Regions from separate parts of the Homo sapiens genome. Here region 1 is linked to region 2. The links are chromatin contacts, found by Hi-C or POLR2A ChIA-PET in ENCODE. All regions are on one chromosome and are shown on one strand. Each heading gives the region's core, a stretch centred on a gene start or an enhancer-like site at or near the end of the contact. The rest is flanking DNA. Distances are from core to core; before and after follow the strand shown.

What was found. A loop is a pair of places that touch in the nucleus more often than their neighbours do. ChIA-PET counts read pairs that join two places held with the same protein, here RNA polymerase II (POLR2A). Pooled maps may share reads with other maps.
Region 1: a loop to region 2 is called in a map of PC-9, with 4 times the contacts of the local background. The contact joins the promoter of LAMP2 here to the enhancer-like site in region 2. A Hi-C loop is called at or near these places in 1 of 168 maps with a recorded cell type or tissue (PC-9) and 5 of 50 pooled maps. POLR2A ChIA-PET finds 5 or more read pairs at or near these places in 1 of 52 experiments (activated CD4-positive, alpha-beta T cell).

Annotation. Positions count from the first base shown.
Region 1 is chrX:120,466,405-120,471,540 of GRCh38, forward strand. LAMP2 (lysosomal associated membrane protein 2) reads right to left here and starts at 2,892. Exons shown (of 9, transcript NM_002294.3): 1 at 2,702-2,892. The coding sequence starts at 2,765. RefSeq lists a silencer at 2,830-3,094.
Region 2 is chrX:119,989,029-119,994,059 of GRCh38, forward strand. It overlaps the pseudogene RHOXF1P3. Among named protein-coding and RNA genes, the nearest start is that of RHOXF1-AS1, 45 kb to the right of the region's middle. Within about 2 kb of position 1,588, at least 2 of the 41 ENCODE cell types and tissues checked have a DNase peak (open chromatin) inside an H3K27ac peak, as active enhancers do.

The DNA of each region.
Region 1 (5,136 bases), core at 1,642-4,141, 480 kb after region 2:
TCAGATGTGTTCTAGTCACTGATAAGGTACTTTCCATTGTAAACAATCCTTTCTTAGGGTCAGTTGGCCCTCAGTAAGTGCTCCAAGGTACAGTTAAGGCTTCCAATTAAGTATTCAAGCAAAGCCTGCCTCAAGGCCGCCTTTCAGAAGTGCTACAGAAGAGTTTCCTGCGCGCTGTGAACAGTTGGACTACATCAGGGATTCCCAAAGTTTTGGTGTCAGGACCCCTTTACTTTCTTATCCACTGAGGACTTCACAGAGGTTTATGTGAGTCATATGTATTGGTATTTACAGTATTAGAAATTAAAACTGAGAAATGAATAAAATATAAGAACATCAGAGTGGTGAGGTCATCACATGTTACGTAGCCACTGGAAAACTCTGCTGTACACTGGTGAGAGGATGAGAGTGAAAAGGACAAAGGACAAATAACTTCTTTTTTTTTTTTTTTTTTTGAGACAGAGTTTCGCTCATGTTGCCCAGGCTGGAATGCAGTGGCGCAATCTTGGCTCACCGCAACCTCCGCCTCCTGGGTTCAAGCGATTCTCCTGCCTCGGCCTCCCAAGTAGCTGGGATTACAGGCATGTGCCACGACACCGGCTAATTTTTCTATTTTTAGTAGAGACTGGGTTTCACCATGTTGGTCAGGCTGGTCTTGAACTCCTGATCTCAGGTGATCCGCCCGCCTCAGCCTCCCAAAGTGCTGGGATTACAGGCGTGAGCCACTGTGCCCAGCAGAAAAGGACAAATACCTTCTTAACCTTATTCCGAAGTTTTGATTTCACAGACGCATGAAAAGGTCCTCGAGAGTCACTGAATTAGATAATCAAGAACCCTTCCAATACTATGGTTTTCGAGCAGGATTTATCAATGTTGGCACCATTGACATTTTCAGGGAGATGATTCTTTGTTGTCAGGGGCTGCCCTGTGCTTAGTTAGGATGTTTAGCAGCATCCTTGGCCTCTACCCACTAGATGCTAAAAGCAATCCCCCAGTTGTTACAACCAAAAATGTCTCCAGATGTTGCCAAATGTCCCCTGGTTGAGAATCACTATTCCAGGGTGTTGATTTCATTCTACTGAAATGTGAATTACAAAATGTATACCTCTCACTGCTTTCTCAGACCCCTAATATGTCTATTTCTTCCCCACTCCCATCTGGGTCTGTTCTTTATGTTATTTTATTAAGTCACAAATAGCAAGAGCAGGTGGGTAGCAACAAGCACAGCATGAATCAAAGTCAGGAAGAGACACTTTAGTCAAAGTTCACTTTTAGGCATTAAAGTTGTTAGCGACCCACTGCCTATTAGGGCACAACACAATCAGCGAACATTCACCCAGCCATTTATTTATTGATTTATTTATTTTTATTTTTTGAGACAGAGTTTCACTCTTGTCGCCCAGGCTGGAGTGCAATGGCGCAATCTTGGCTCACTGCAACCTCCGCCTTCTGGGTTCAAGCGATTCTCCTGCCTCAGCCGCCCAAGCAGCTGGGATTACAGGCATGTGCCACGACGCCCGGCTAATTTTTGTATTTTTAGTAGAGACGGGGTTTCACCATGTTGGCCAGGCTGGTCTTGAATTCCTGACCTCAGGTGATACACCCACCTCGGCCTCCCAAAGTGCTGGGATTACAGGCATGAGCCACCACGCCCGGCCCCATCCAGCCATTCTTAGGCCCTGGTAACAACCCAATCCTTAGCAAGTTTGTCTACCTGCTCCCTGCACCCCCAAAATATGAGGTAATAGGCTAGCTGTGTGATGGGGAAGAAAGAAAAGAAGAAACTCTGAAGGCAAAGAGGTAGTCTACCAAACTCAAATACTCCACCCCCAAAACCTCACATCTGGGAGGCCCTCCTAACTGAAACGTCTGGGGATTTTTTTGTCAGCGTCTGGCTGGGAGGAAGTAGCAAAACTGGGAGAAAATCGACATCCTCAATACCTCCAAGTCAGATGTGCACTCCCCATCAAAGTTCCCCCTGAACCCCTTAGTCTCCAGAGGTTGGGTCCAAGTTTTCTTTCCTGGAAATTGCCCCAGCTACCTTAGGTTCCTTCGCCCTTAAAACTATGACTACCAAACTCAAACCCAGCATCACTCCTAATCTCTTGAATCATCCTTTCTTCACAGTCTCAAATTCCAACCTTCAAAATGCCCAACCCTGTCACTGCCCCTGCCCCTCAGGCTCTACTGTCCTATCTGTCCCATCTGTCCCCCACCCACACACTTCTCCCAAGCTACTCCAGGCAGGCATGGTCTTCTCTCTTAATTTCCTATCTCACCCCATAGTTTTTCCACCATCTTCAAAACTCTTCCCTGATCTCAGCAAACCAAGACTCTCCTAATTGTCTCTGGCGCCCAAAATCTGCATGTACCACCCTCCTACGCTCACTCCTCAGTGTTTTCCCCAAGTTACTCTTTCCACGCTGACCCTCTCCACGCTTCACTCCTCCCAGCCTACTCCCTCGGCGTCCACCCCCCGTTACCGGCCCCTTCTTACTCTCCTGGGCCCTTCTTCCCCGCCATCCGTCGGTCAGGCCTTCTCTAGGTCACCGCTTGCCTCCCCGGGCCAACCGCCGCCGCCCAGTGTTAGCTGCTGAGCCTCTCAACCCCCTCCCCCTCGGACCAGTCTTTCAGGTTGTAGCTTTGAACTGGTGCCCCGGGCCCAGGCGGACAGACTAATCGGGAGGGCCCGACAACTCACCCAGGACTAGGCAGACCAGAACGAGCCCTGAGCCCGGAACCGGGAAGAGGCGGAAGCACACCATGACCCCGCAGAGCAGGCGGCGACGGCGGCGACGGCGGCGGTACAACAACAGCTGCAACACCAGGGAAAAGGCTCGCTGGACCTGGGTCAAGAGCACTGATGACCACCGACCACAGCCTTGCAAAAGCCAGGAATCGGCGCTTCAGTGCGAGTCATAAGACTAGGGGCGGGGCTCTTTCTTGCTTACAGCCAATCTCCGCGCTTGAAAGCGGCGAGAGGGGTGGTGATGTAGCGGCCGGTGGGCGGGGCGACCACGCCCTGGCTTTTTGGTTCACAGCCCTTCCTATGCTCCTGAGAGATATGCGCGGACGGCATTTTCTTTTTCTTTTTCTTTCTTTTTTTTTTTTTTTTTTAATTTTACTTTAAGTTCTGGGATACATGTGCAGAATGTGCAGCTTTGTTACATAGGTATACATGTGCCATGGTGGTTTACTGCACCTATCAACCCGTCATCTAGGTTTTAAGCCCCACATGCATTAGGTATTTCTCCTAATGCTCTCCCTCCCCTTGGCCCCCACCCCTTGACAGGCCCCCGTGTGTGTTGTTCCCCTCCCTGTGTCCATGTGTTCTCATTGTTCAACTCCCACTTATGAGTGAGAACATGCAGTGTTTTGTTTTCTGTTCCTGTGTTAGTTTGCTAAGGATGATGGCTTCCAGCTTCATCCATGTCCCTGCAAAGGACATGATCTCATTTTTTTATGGCTGCATAGTATTCCATGGCATATATGTGCCACGTTTTCTTTATCTAGTCTATCATTGATGGGCATTTGGGTTGGTTCCAAGTCTTTGCTATTGTAAATAGTGCTGCAATAAACATACGTGTGCATGCGTCAAATGGTATTTCTGGTTCTAGATTTTTGAGGAATCGCCACACTGTCTGCCACAATAGTTGAACTAATTTACACTCCCACCAACAGTGTAAAAGCATTCCTATTTTTCCTCAGCCTCGCCAGCATCTATTGTTTCCTGATTTTTTAATAATCACCATTCTGACTGGCGTGAGATGGTATCTCATTGTGGTTTTGATTTGCCTTTCTCTAATGATCAGTGATAATGAGCTTTTTTTCATGTTTGTTGCTGCATAAATGTCTTTTTTTGAGAAGTGTCTGGTCATATCCTTTGCCCACTTTTTGATGGGGTTGTTTTTTTCTTGTAAATTTGTTTAAGGTCCTTGTAGATTCTGGATATTAGACCTTTGTCAGATGGGTAGATTGCAAAAATTTTCTCCCATTCTGCAGGTTGCCTGTTCACGCTAATGCTAATTTCTTTTGCTGTGCAGAAGTTCTTTTAATTAGATCCCATTTGTCAATTTTGACTTTTGTTGCGATTGCTTTTGGTGTTTTAGCCATGAGGTCTTTGCCCATGCCTATGGCGGACGGTATTTTCTAAGGCTAAGGAGAGAGGAGGAACTTTTGAGGGCCGTAGATAGTAGACTATTTCCGTTTTGGCTCCTTGACAAAGAAGAGAAAAATTTTGCGGGCACAAAAACGGTTGCTAGGCATCTCAAACGTAATACATACAAAAATAATACATGCTTATTCTCCAAACACTGTTGTTACCTATGCAGTTCATGCTGTGAGATGGACGAGGGAACCTAGGGGGTAGTATGGAGTCACGGACCATCGGAACAAGACATGATCTTGAAATTCACCTAGTTACAGCACCCTGTTCTCAGGTGGGGGAATTGAGCTCAGAAACAAGAAGCATCTTTTTTAAACACAGGAAGAAAAAAATGAGAGAAATAAAACAGAAGGATAAAGCGGAAAAATAGAGATCATCTGTATTCCTACTATTAACATTATTATATATATTTACACACATATATACACACACCCACATCTATACTTCCAGATATTTTTCCTATGTACATACACACAAATATTCTGTAATGAGTTCATACTAAGCATACTGTTTGCTATACTTGATAGATGAACAGACAAAACCTAAAATATTCAACAGATGAAAGCATTTAAAAATCTTGAGTTGGAATAAAGCACTGATTCTCAAGTGTTAGTTTCCAAAAGAACCATCTGGTTTTGGGTTTTTTTTTTTTAACATACAGATTCCTGTACCTCATTCCCCAGAGATTCTGAAACAGTAGGTCTGTGGCAGTCTTATTAATCACTTCTTTAACAAACACCCCAAGTGATTCTGATTCTGTGGTCCATGGACCACACTTTGAGAAAAACACTGAAAGAGAGCTTCAAAATCATCTAGTCCAGGAGATTTTAATCTGGAGTTTATGTATGAGTTTAGACAGGATGGGAGAGGTGTCGGTGAATCCTCAGAAATTACATGCAACATTTATGTATGTGTATTTTTGTGGGGAAGTTTGTAGTTTTCACTAGTTCTCCAATGGGACCTGTGACTCC
Region 2 (5,031 bases), core at 338-2,837:
TACAGAACCCTGCAAGCGGCAGCCTGAGGAGGAGACGTCTTGGTTAATGTCAGGGAGAGTCTGTGGGGGTGAAATTCCTTGACAGCATTTTCAGAGTGAATTGTTCAACCAACCATCTTGTAGCTGGTTTCCTCTCTATCCTCCTGGAACAGGAGAAAGGAGAGACTTACCTGTCTAGCACAGTGGGCGAAGTGAGTGGGTGTACCTTTATGGGCCTATGAAAATGGTTTATTTTATTAAATGGGTCTGATGGCAATGGTGTTTATCATGGCAAAAAAAAAAAAAAGGATAAATAATCCCAATATTCAGGAAACCAACTCATTCCAAGGAACAATTCTTATTTTTAATTAATTAATTAATTAATTAATTTTTATTTATTTATTTTTTTAGAGCCAGGGTTTCATTGAGTCACCCACGCTGGAGTGCAGTGGTGTGATCATAGCTCACTGCAGCCTCCAATGCCTGGGGTTAAGCGATCCCCCCACCTCAGCCTCCTGAATAGCTTGCACGACAGCGCATGACACCATGCCCAACTATTTTGTTTTTTATTTTTTTAGAGATGGGTTTTTTTCTATTTTGCTCAGGTTGGTCTCAAACTCCTGGTCTCAAGCGATTCTCCCGCCGAAGCCACAGGAGGAGCTAGTATTTACAGGCGCGCACAACCGAGCCCAGAATCGTACGGGGGCACGATTTTTAAATTTTTTTGTTTTGAAATACAGGGTCTCGCTCTGTCGCCCAGGCTGGAGTGCAGTGGCTGGAGTGCAGTGGCGTTATCATAGTTCACTATAACCCACATCCTGCATCGTCCTGAGGCACACTTCTTAAGGGAAAAACATAGAGGTCCCAATCGGCCCTGGCTCTTTTTTATTTGACATTTATCAGTAGGGAGCAAAAGGTCAGAATGATAGTTCTAGACAAAGAGTAGGAAATGAGAAGCAGGAGGAGGAGGATGGGTAACAGAAGTGGGTGAGGATGGAGGGAAGACGGGAGCTAACCCAAGTCCCCAGCGCCTGCCCAGCACAGTGAACACTGGCACTTCTGCAGAGGGCTTGCAACCTAAGGCGCCAGAGCCCAGCATAGCTTAGCAGACATTGCATGCTCCACAGTCGCGTCTAGCGCCAAAGGAAGGGCCACTTGCAGTGTAAGCCTTCTGGGATGCACTAAACACCAGGCAGGGTTCTATGTGTACTCTGACGTGGAGTACCTGGAGCTTTTGCAAGGGGCGTGTTAGGTTTCTTGCAACTTGCACCTGAGCATCCAGAGTGCTCTGCAAATCCCAGCCCCAAACTTCTGCTTCCACAGATCTCCTGGAGAGCGTGGCGCACTCAACTTTCTGGACATTGCTGCAAAAACCTAGCATGCAGCCTCTGACTTCATCATTTCATCTTAATTACGGTCCGATTCGCGGACTTTGGGTGGGAACAGACCAGAGCTAGAGAGACTCATCCATTAGTTACTAACTACCCAGAGGGGAGAGCAGTGCTGGCAGTCCAAATTGCAAGGTGCGCTGCCTTCAGCGTGCGGCGTCTTCGCCCTGGAGAAGCATTACGCTGGCCCGCCTGCCTCCAGGGCCACACGGAAACGTGTTCTGCAAACTTTCTCCAAGGGCTCGGGGGCTAGATTGTGTCTCGCTCCGCTGCCTCTCCCCCTGCCTCAATTTCGACTCCTGCCAGACAGCTCAGCCCCTCCCTCTGGCAGTCACCCCGCCCGGAGTGGGAGTGGTCAACGAAGCTGCAAAATGGATCGCAAGTCCCCACACACGTCCGACCCCTCCCCGCGCCCTGACCACGAACGCATCCCTGACTTAACCGCCACACTCGGGCCGTGAGCGCCTGCCAGCAGGGCCTTCCGCCACACACACACACACACACACCGCAAGCAGCGGCGACCAGGGCAGGAGCCCACTCCCCGCCACCTGCAGGCGTCGGACCCGAAGTCCACGAGCCGGAACTCAGAGCAGGAGCCGAAGGACCCCAGCGCAGAATCCGTGGAGGCGCACGGCTTCATCCACCGCGCTCCCAGATGGGGTCCCAGCCCAGATCCGGCCACGAAGACACAGGCAACCCCGGCCTGGGTTTCCTGTTCCATGAGCTCCAGGAAGGCGACAGTCAGTGCTTGTCTGGGGACCCGGACCGGTGCTTTGGGGAACTCCCCCGGAGGGAGAGAGTTTGGGGAACTCTCCCGAGAAGGGAACTTTCCCGGAGAGGGGGGCGTGGACCGGACGCTGCTGCGCCTCCTCTCTCAGGCCGCGGTTCTATGCTGCCCTGTGCCCGCGCCAAACGCCCTGATCTCTCTCTGTCTCCTCTCTCAATCTCTCTTTGCCTTTCCTCCTTTCCAGATGCGAAGGCTGTAGGGACTTTGGTGACTGAAGCTGGAGGAGACGAGGAGAAGAAAATACGGTCCAAACCCGAGCAGGGAGCTGGAGCAGAAGAAGAAAGTCACTTCTGTGCGGGAGCTGCCGACCCCACGATCAAGGATAACCAGAAGCGCGGCGGTGGCGACCAGGAGCCCTCGCAGCAGCAGCCTGAGGCTTCCAGCCCAGGACTCCTCCGCGGAGGAGCCACAACCCCAATATTAGCGGCGTCTCTTCAGCCCCAGTGCGTTCAGCAGGTTGCACCTGAAGGAGCTAGACAGCATTTTCCCACGCTCTGAATATCTCGACGTGTTCGCTCGGTAAGCGGCTTGCTCTGGAGCTTCCCAGTTCCCAGGACTCTGGGGCTCTTCCCTGGACGCCTTTGGCTCTACCCATGTCTCTTTACCAGGCTCCAGTGCCAAGAGCTATTTAGGGGGCTCAAGGCCACTGGCTCAGGGCCGCTCTTGAGCTGTGGGATGCGGGCGATAGCAACTGGGCATCAAGGTATTTTTCAAGCAGTATAGATACGAATCAAGTTAAATATTTGCATTAAAATTATTAATCTTCGGGCTGGTGCTGTGGCTCATGCCTGTAATCCGAGCGCTCTGGGAGGGCAAGTCAGGAGGATCACTTGAGTCCAGGCGTTCAGGGCCAGGCTGACCAATATACTGAGACTTCATCTCTACAAAAAATTTTGTAAAATTAGCTGGGCATATTAGCAGCACGCACCCGTAATCCAAGGTGCTCTGGAGGATCGCTTGAGCCCAGAGTTCAAGGCTTCAGTGAACTGTGATCCGGCCACTGCCTTCCAGCCTGTGCTACAGAGCTAGACCCTGTCTCTAAAATTAGATACATAGATAAATTACATGAATAGATGACAGATAGATAGAGATAGAAAAATCTTGAATCCTAAGTGTTTTAGCCCTCTCTGAAATTCTGCACACAAAGGAAAACAATCCCCTACCTAATGCAAGCCTGGGGCTATTTTTAGGTATCACAGAAAAATGTGCAGGAGCAGTTGGGAGGCTAGACATTTTCAAACTGGTATGAAATGTTCATAGGTGTATTTCGTTTCATCCACAATTCCAAATACTGAATTTTTGTAGTTTTCTTTCCCAGAAAGCAGCTTGCAATCTGCATGGATGTGAGTGAAGCCGAAGTGGAAGCCAGTAAGCCTGATGAAAGCAATTGGTCAGAGTAGCCACTCTCTGAAACCTGCCTCAGTCCTTGAATACCTTTGTCCTACACATTCTCCAATTGGCCTGTTTTTGTTGCCTTTTCTATGTTTGCCAAGTGAGTTTTGAACTTTAGCGGGGGAATAATGGGATACATAAACCTTAGCCTATGGAAATTTCCCATTACCAGAGGGAATATGCTTTCTAATGCGAAACAGAACTAAACTGTTACTTCTATTTCCTGTACAAGGTTAAGTGTAAATAAAGTTCCATTCCTTCTAACAATGGTATCCTTTAGAGAACACTTCTGTGTGGAGTTATGTTGGGACTGAGTCTGACTTGAGGAGTTTGCAAATTAATGCACCAAGGACCCATATTGTGAGAAGGTTCAACTGTATTTAAAATATTTAAACCAGGCTATGTTCTTAGCTAAATGACCAAATTTATAAATATTCAGGCATTGGGATAAGGGAATAAGTTACATACAGAAAGAACACATTATATGAGTAATTAATGTATGTTTAGTTTCACTGAGACTTATGGGGAGGACATAGCTTAAAAGTCCAAGTGCCTGGTAGTCCTGCTGTTGTTTTTAAGGGTCTGATGAAGCCATGTAGAAAGTGGCAGCCCGCAATTTTGATTTTCTCCAATACTTTTATTTGTAAGCCGGAATACACTGCTAATATACTTGCATTACACTGGGGGTGTGGGGGGGCAGGTTTGCAAACAGGAAATTTGTTTAAAAATTGGAATAAAAAAGAACAATTTTGAAAAAGTTTTCACTTAACTAAGAAGGGTGAAAAGGTTAAAGAAAAATTGCATACACTCAAATATATACCTTGAAGGTATGGCACAAATGGAGCTCTATGAGGGAATATTCTCTTTAGGAATTTCTGACAACTAAGAAGTTTTTTTTATGTTACTGTTTTAAACTGGTGGGTTTTATGTAATTTGTTTGGTGGTGGGGTGGGGCACGCTCAATTTAGACCAGGTTCTTACCTGTGCTAATTTGAAATGGTTTTTCATTTTCCCAGGCAGTGGTGATTAATTTGTAAGTCATGAGATCAAGAAATTACTAAGATTCCTTCAGTATTATTGACTGAGTATATTTTCAAAACAAAGAGAAAATCCAGGATTAGGTTATGAGCAGTGCTGTGCAGTTCATGTGAGTGCAGTGATGGGCCCCCCATGACTAAGCCTTTTTTTTCAGACCATCTTTTTCACTCTCAAGAGTTTTCAGAGGATGAAGTCTGGCCCAGTGGCTCACGCCTGTAATCCCAGCAATTTGGGAGGCCAAGGCAGGCAGATCACGCGAGGTCAGGAGTTCGAGACCAGCCTGGCCAACATGGTGAAACCCCATGGTGAAAATACAAAAATTACCTGGACTTGGTAGCGCACCACTGTAGTCCCACCTACTAGGTGTAGCATGAGGCAGGTGGATCGCTTGAACCTGACAGGCAGAGGTTGCAGTGAGCCAAGATCGTGCCACTGCACTCTAAATCT